Linked DNA regions of Homo sapiens: region 1 is linked to region 2. The links are chromatin loops, found by intact Hi-C in ENCODE. Cell type or tissue: CD4-positive, alpha-beta T cell. All regions are shown on one strand. Links, peaks and the distances in the headings refer to the core of each region. The heading gives the core; the rest is flanking DNA.

Evidence for each region. A loop is a pair of places that touch in the nucleus more often than their neighbours do. Peaks named below come from ENCODE experiments on the same cell type or tissue, not always from the same donor. Only the 100,000 strongest peaks of a DNase experiment are listed, where the experiment ranks them.
Region 1: a loop joins it to region 2, with 6 times the contacts of the local background. A loop is called at or near these places in 5 of 110 quality-filtered maps.

The regions. Positions count from the first base shown.
Region 1 is chr14:56,489,354-56,492,277 of GRCh38, reverse strand. No RefSeq gene overlaps it. Among named protein-coding and RNA genes, the nearest start is that of TMEM260, 89 kb to the left of the region's middle. In CD4-positive, alpha-beta T cell, for the core only: CTCF peaks have their summits at 769 (motif pointing left), 1,268, 1,469 and 1,669 (motif pointing left); DNase peaks (open chromatin) are centred at 787 and 1,697.
Region 2 is chr14:58,071,125-58,074,048 of GRCh38, reverse strand. The region is part of intron 5 of ARMH4 (armadillo like helical domain containing 4); the gene reads left to right. Among named protein-coding and RNA genes, the nearest start is that of ARMH4, 80 kb to the left of the region's middle. RefSeq lists enhancers at 1,363-1,412, 1,144-1,438. In CD4-positive, alpha-beta T cell, for the core only: CTCF peaks have their summits at 1,067 and 1,266 (motif pointing right); a DNase peak (open chromatin) is centred at 1,278.

The sequences.
Region 1 (2,924 bases), core at 200-2,699, 1.6 Mb after region 2:
TCCCCAATGTTAGAAGAGAGGCAGGTGGGAGGTGGTTGAATCATGGGGGCGGATTTCCCCCTCGCTTTTCTTGTAATAGTGAGTGAATTCTCATGAGATCTGGTTGTTTTAAAGTGTGTAGCACCTCCCCCCAACATCTCCCTTCCTCCTGGCCACATAAGAAGAGCCTACTTCCCCTCCCCCTTCTGCCATGATTGTGAGTCTTCTGAGGCCTCCCTAGCCATGCTTCCTGTATAGCTTGTGGAACTATGAGCCAATTAAACTTATTTTCTTTATAAATTACCCAGTCTCAGGTATTTCTCCATAGCAGTGCAAGAACGGACTAATACATCCCCCAAAGCCCATGGTAGGTGCCCTAAACCATTCTCATTGTTCCTAAGTGCTGAGAAAAGTTGAGGCCACTCTCCTACTCCAGCAAAGCCCTGGAAATGCAAAGGTCCCAGCCTCATCTGACCAATCAAGATCCCATGGCCATAGGCACTCACACTGAGAAGCCTTTCTGCCACAGTAAGTCATGTCAGCAACATTAAAAACAAATTTAAGGTTTTTCTAGGGAGGCTCAAACTTTTCCTTTATAAGTCACTTGTCATCTCTGGCGACAGGACAGCTAGAAACTCATAGATTCCAGGAGAGCTTTCCAGCTGTCATGGTAACTGACCCGATGTGGCGCTGAAACTGTCCTCATAGCTAACCAACCATTACAGTGGTCCTTCGCTGGATCGGGGGGTGACCTCAGGAAATTCATTTGGAGTATTTCTCCACTGCCATCTTGAGGTCACTGGGAATAGTGCATCCTCCTTCCTTTTGTCATTGAACAGACATGGGCCTGAGGGATTTGCATGCTCTCTCTGCCTCCCATGACAGGTGCTGCAGCAGGCTCAAGAAACAGCATTGCCCTTATCACTGGAGCTTAGTCACTCTCGCTGTTCTTACCACGAGGCAGACCTGTCAGCAGGAACATGGATGTCTTAGCACTCAATGACATATCCTAGACACACCATGCTGCTTACTTTAAAAGAAAAGCTTAGGAAAGAAATGGAATTATAAAAATAAAAAAAAAGAAAATCTCTTTCAGAATCCCTACTCCCATGAGATGTCCAGGGTTCGAACTTTAAAAAGCAAAAATAAGAATAGTGGCCAAGAAATACATTTTTGTGTATGTGTGTAAAAGATGGATAAAATAAGGCATTGTTTAATTTCCTTCTGACTTCCCAAACAATTTCATATCATGGACATGAATGCTTTCTCATTTTATATGAGTTTTTTTTTAACCTGAATAATACAGAGTCTATTTAAAACTATTTTACCACTTATAACCCTGGAAAAAACTTCTTTCTCCTGGGCAGTGCCTGGTGGTTGGTTTGAAAAGCTAGTGGCTCCTTTTCAGAGTGTTTTTCTTAAATAAATGTCTGTCACATTAATGATTAAAATCAATTAAGCTCAATCATACACCTGAATCTAGCTAGAAGAGAATAATTCAAATGTTCCTAGCATAAAGAATAAATATTTAAAGTGATGGATATCCCAATTACCCTGATTTGATCTTTACACATTATAAGAATGTATCAAATTATCACATGTACCCTCGAAATATGTACACCTCATATATATAAATTTTAAAAATCAATTAAGTTCCTTTTGGAAGAAAGGGACACTGATTTCCTCATTCTAATTAGGTGATGTATTGCCCTCTAGCGGCATGATATGATAAATAGTGATATAAATCCAATGCAGGATGAATTTGCCTCCATTCATTCAGTGGGTTATTGAACAGCTACTCTGTGCCATGTACAGCTCTGGGCTCTGCCCGGGTACAGCAGCAAAGAAGATAAGCCAGTGTCTTCACTTCAAGGAGCATATATTCTAATGGGGGGATACAGAAAATTAAAACTTAAATAAGAAAAATCTTAGTGATATATGCCCTGGAGAGAATTAAAATAGAGTTATGTGGAAGACAGTGGTTGAGTAGATACTTTAGATTGAGCCATCTAGGATGTCCTCCCTATGAAGATGATATTTACCCTTAGATATGAATGCCAAGGTAGCTAGCCAAGACGAAGATCAGGAGTAGGAACATTTTAGGCAGAAGAAACAGCTAGAGCAAGAAGTTTAAGACAGAAATGAGAGGTGTTCAAGGAACAGAAAGATGGTCAGAGCTGCTGAAGCTTGGTAGATGGGAGAATGGCATAAGATGAGTTTGGAAAGGACAGATGATGGCCAGATCATACACGGCCTTGGAAAACCAAAGAGAATAATCTTTGAAGATATCAAGCAGGGGAATTACACTATTTGATTCACATTCTTTAAAAACTCTGGTTACTATGTGGAGAACAAATCCTTTGTGGAGAACAGAGGAGGCTGCTATAGTAATCCTCCAGGAGAAATGATGGCGGCTCGGCCCAGCATGACATTGATGGGAATGAAGATGGTTGACACATTTAGATATGTTTTAAAGGTAGTATCAGTGGGATTTGTTCATGGCTTGGTATAGGTAGTGAGGGAAAGAGAGGACTTGAGAATGACACCTTGATTTTTAATTGACTAACAGAATGGAAGAAAATGATATATACCAAGATGAGAAATATTGCTTGAGGGTTGTGTTTGGGAAGCAAATCAGGTCATGGCCTTCATAATTAGGATACAAAATACAGAACAACTTTTTTTTTTTTTTTTGAGATGGAGTCTCGCTCTGTCACCAGGCTGGAGAGCAGTGGCTCAATCTCAGCTCACTGCAACCTCCCCTCCCTAGCTGAAGTGATTCCCCTGCCTCAGCCTCTCGAGTAGCTGGGACTACAGGCGCCCACCACCACGCCCAGCTAATTTGTGTGTGTGTGTGTGTGTGTGTGTGTGTGTGTGTGTGTTTTAGTAGAGACGGGCTTTCACCATGTTGGCCAGGATGGTCTCAATCTCTTGACTCATGATCT
Region 2 (2,924 bases), core at 233-2,732:
GTGCTTGTTGGTTTATCAAGAGAAAGGCAAATATAATAAAACCTCAATGATTCAATTTTGGGATTTGAGATGATACTTTGTTAAATTTGTATGGCCTTTTTGTAGTTTACTACATGTTTTAGCACACATCTTGTTTGTTCCTCTAATAATTCTAACAACCCTAGCATTGAGATAAACAGGGAGTTATTAGTGTTACCATTTACTGTTGAGGACACTGAGGCTCAGGATAGTTCATAACTTGCTCCAAGAGCACAGATAGTGAGCAGAAAGGCCAGGTCTAGGGCTTCCGGGTGGTTTCCTTGATTTCTCACGTCTCTTCTCTTTGATCTGCTTAAACAAAGAACTCCATTGAGCTAGTAGTAGTCACATCATCTTATGTCTTCTGAGCATACGTTGAACAAAAAAGTCTGTCTAAAAGTAGATTGCAAGGTTAGAAGACTATTTTTTTTTCCCAGTGAAGTAAATAAACCCATCCTTTCTGATTAAGTGAGGAGCTTAAGAGGAAGTAACAGTTGATTGCTTGTTAGGATAATAACTACTTTAGAACTCAAAGTCAGTGAACATGAATGTGCCCACACCAGAATAGGTGTTCAGTAATAGAACAACCTGATAAAGAGGACAGCAGCTTGGGATATGTTTGAGTGTAATCACAATCAAAGCAGCCTCTAGTATCTTTTATACTTTTTATAGCATAACCAGCAGATTGACTTTAGTGATGAGGATAACACAGAGTGACTTCTTAAGTGAACAAGGGACACTAGAAAAACAACAGTTTTTTATTTTTTAAAAATGGCATAAGAATGATTCCTTATACTACTCTAGGCTTTTGGTGTGTTTCTTTTCTTCTTCTCATCATTTATTTAGCTTGGAGTTGCCATATTTTTATGGGGCAAATTCCCAAAGAGGTGGGAATTTCATGAAGCCAAATATAGACATAAAGGTGGTATTCAGATAAAGAGGAACTGTGTTTGCTATGCATTTCCTCTAGTGAGGCAAATGTATGTGATATCGTCCCTTCTGCTTATTTGAGCAAGCCCCCAAGGAGGGGCGCTGTAGCCAGAAGTTGCTATTTAGGGCTCTGTCCCTAATTTACTGTGATATGTTAATGAAATATACACAGAAGTATTTTCTCCATGGAATGGGGATACCTGTCTGTAAGAATCATTATGCATGATGACAGGGTGACATCCAAACACCCTGTGGTCTTGTCTCAGGCACCACCTACCATCAGCAAATTAAAAGATGGCTCTTCCTTGAACTCAGCAGTAGGTGTCGCTGCAGTCAACTAAAAAGGAACGCTCTGGCCAAAAGGATTCTTTTTTTTTTTTAGATGGAGTCTCACTCTGTTGCGCAGGCTAGAATGCAGTGGTGCGATCTCGGCTCGCTGCAACCTCCGCCTCCTGGGTTCAAGCAATTCTCCTGCCTCAACCTCCTGAGTAGCTGGGATTACAGGTGCACACCACCACACCCGGCTAATTTTTTTTGTGTTGTTAGTAGAGATGGGGTTTCACGACGTTGGCCAGGCTAGTCTTGAACTCCTGACCTCAGGTGATCCACCCACCTCCGCCTCCAAAAGTGCTGGGACGACAGGCATAAGCCACCGTGCCCGGCCCAAAAGGATTCTATTAGAGGGAAAAGGAAAGGAGCTATTACAATTGAAAGTAGCTATTACAATTAGTTATCTAGATTTCTTTCCCACCCCAAACCCAAATCCTTCATTACATACTATTGTTTATCTTTTAAAATGTGACGTCTTATAATCAATAAGTCTCTTCAGAAAAAAAAGTTGCTTCTGTAAACCTTGCAATCCATCTATCCATTCATTCATTCAACGAATACTTCCTATGTGCCTACAACTTGTGAGGGACTTGCTAGGCTTTAGGCTTACAATGATAAACAGTAGTGATAGTCTGGCTTTTTGGAGCTTACTCTCTGGTGGGGAGACAGGCAATTAAAGAGGTAATACAAAAAATTATAGTACAGCAAGATTAGTATAATCATAGGAAATGCACTAGATGAAATAGAAGGAGACAACAAGGGAAACTGAGTTGAGGGGTCAGAGATGATCTCTTGCATAAAATAGCATGTAAAAAGGTGCCCATGGGGCACAAATTAGAAAGACAGCATCTGGATTCCTTTACTCCATCCGACATTCGCACAGGTTCTTGTCATGGTGCATTTTATCTCCCTTGTCGTCAGCACTATTTGAAATGCATAAAGAATATCCTTCCTCCTGATTTTACTTAGATAATTTGAAATACCTAAAGGGTTAATCATGATTTATATTGCTGTCATTATATCTCTCTTGAGATACTGAAAACTGCTTAGTGTCTTGTCAAATACTTTGACAAATACTCTTGATTATTTTATTAGCATATGATATATGAAAGATAAAATCAAATGTTGAAGCAGTCTGTCTTTCCCTTATTTCTACATTTACTCCTCACTGGGGTGTTTGAGTTAAAAAAAAAAGCTTCAGTTTCTATCAGGAAGTCAAAGTCAGCCTAAAACACAAGTGGGAGCCAATTTGGCACCAGTTATATGACCTGACTGGCAATAAAGAACTGGCTATTGCATTAGGTCTTGGACATTTTAAGAAGATAATGAAGAAGGAAATATTGATAAGAAACATGAAGTTATTCTATCGGTATTTGCTCTATCTCTAGTGACTCATGAATTATATTTTCAAAACCCTAAACTCAATTTATTAAGAGTTCCAAATACTGATTTTTGGATGAGTAAAGCCAGGAGACCAAAAAAATTGTATGTATTGAAAAGATAGCAGAAATGTGTTCTGATGAATCATTAACAACTTTTCTTGCCTCTTTTATCATTGTCATTGCAAAAGTTCCTTATTATAATTATTACCCGTACTATTGTATATAATATATATAACGTATATTATATATATATATTTTACTTGA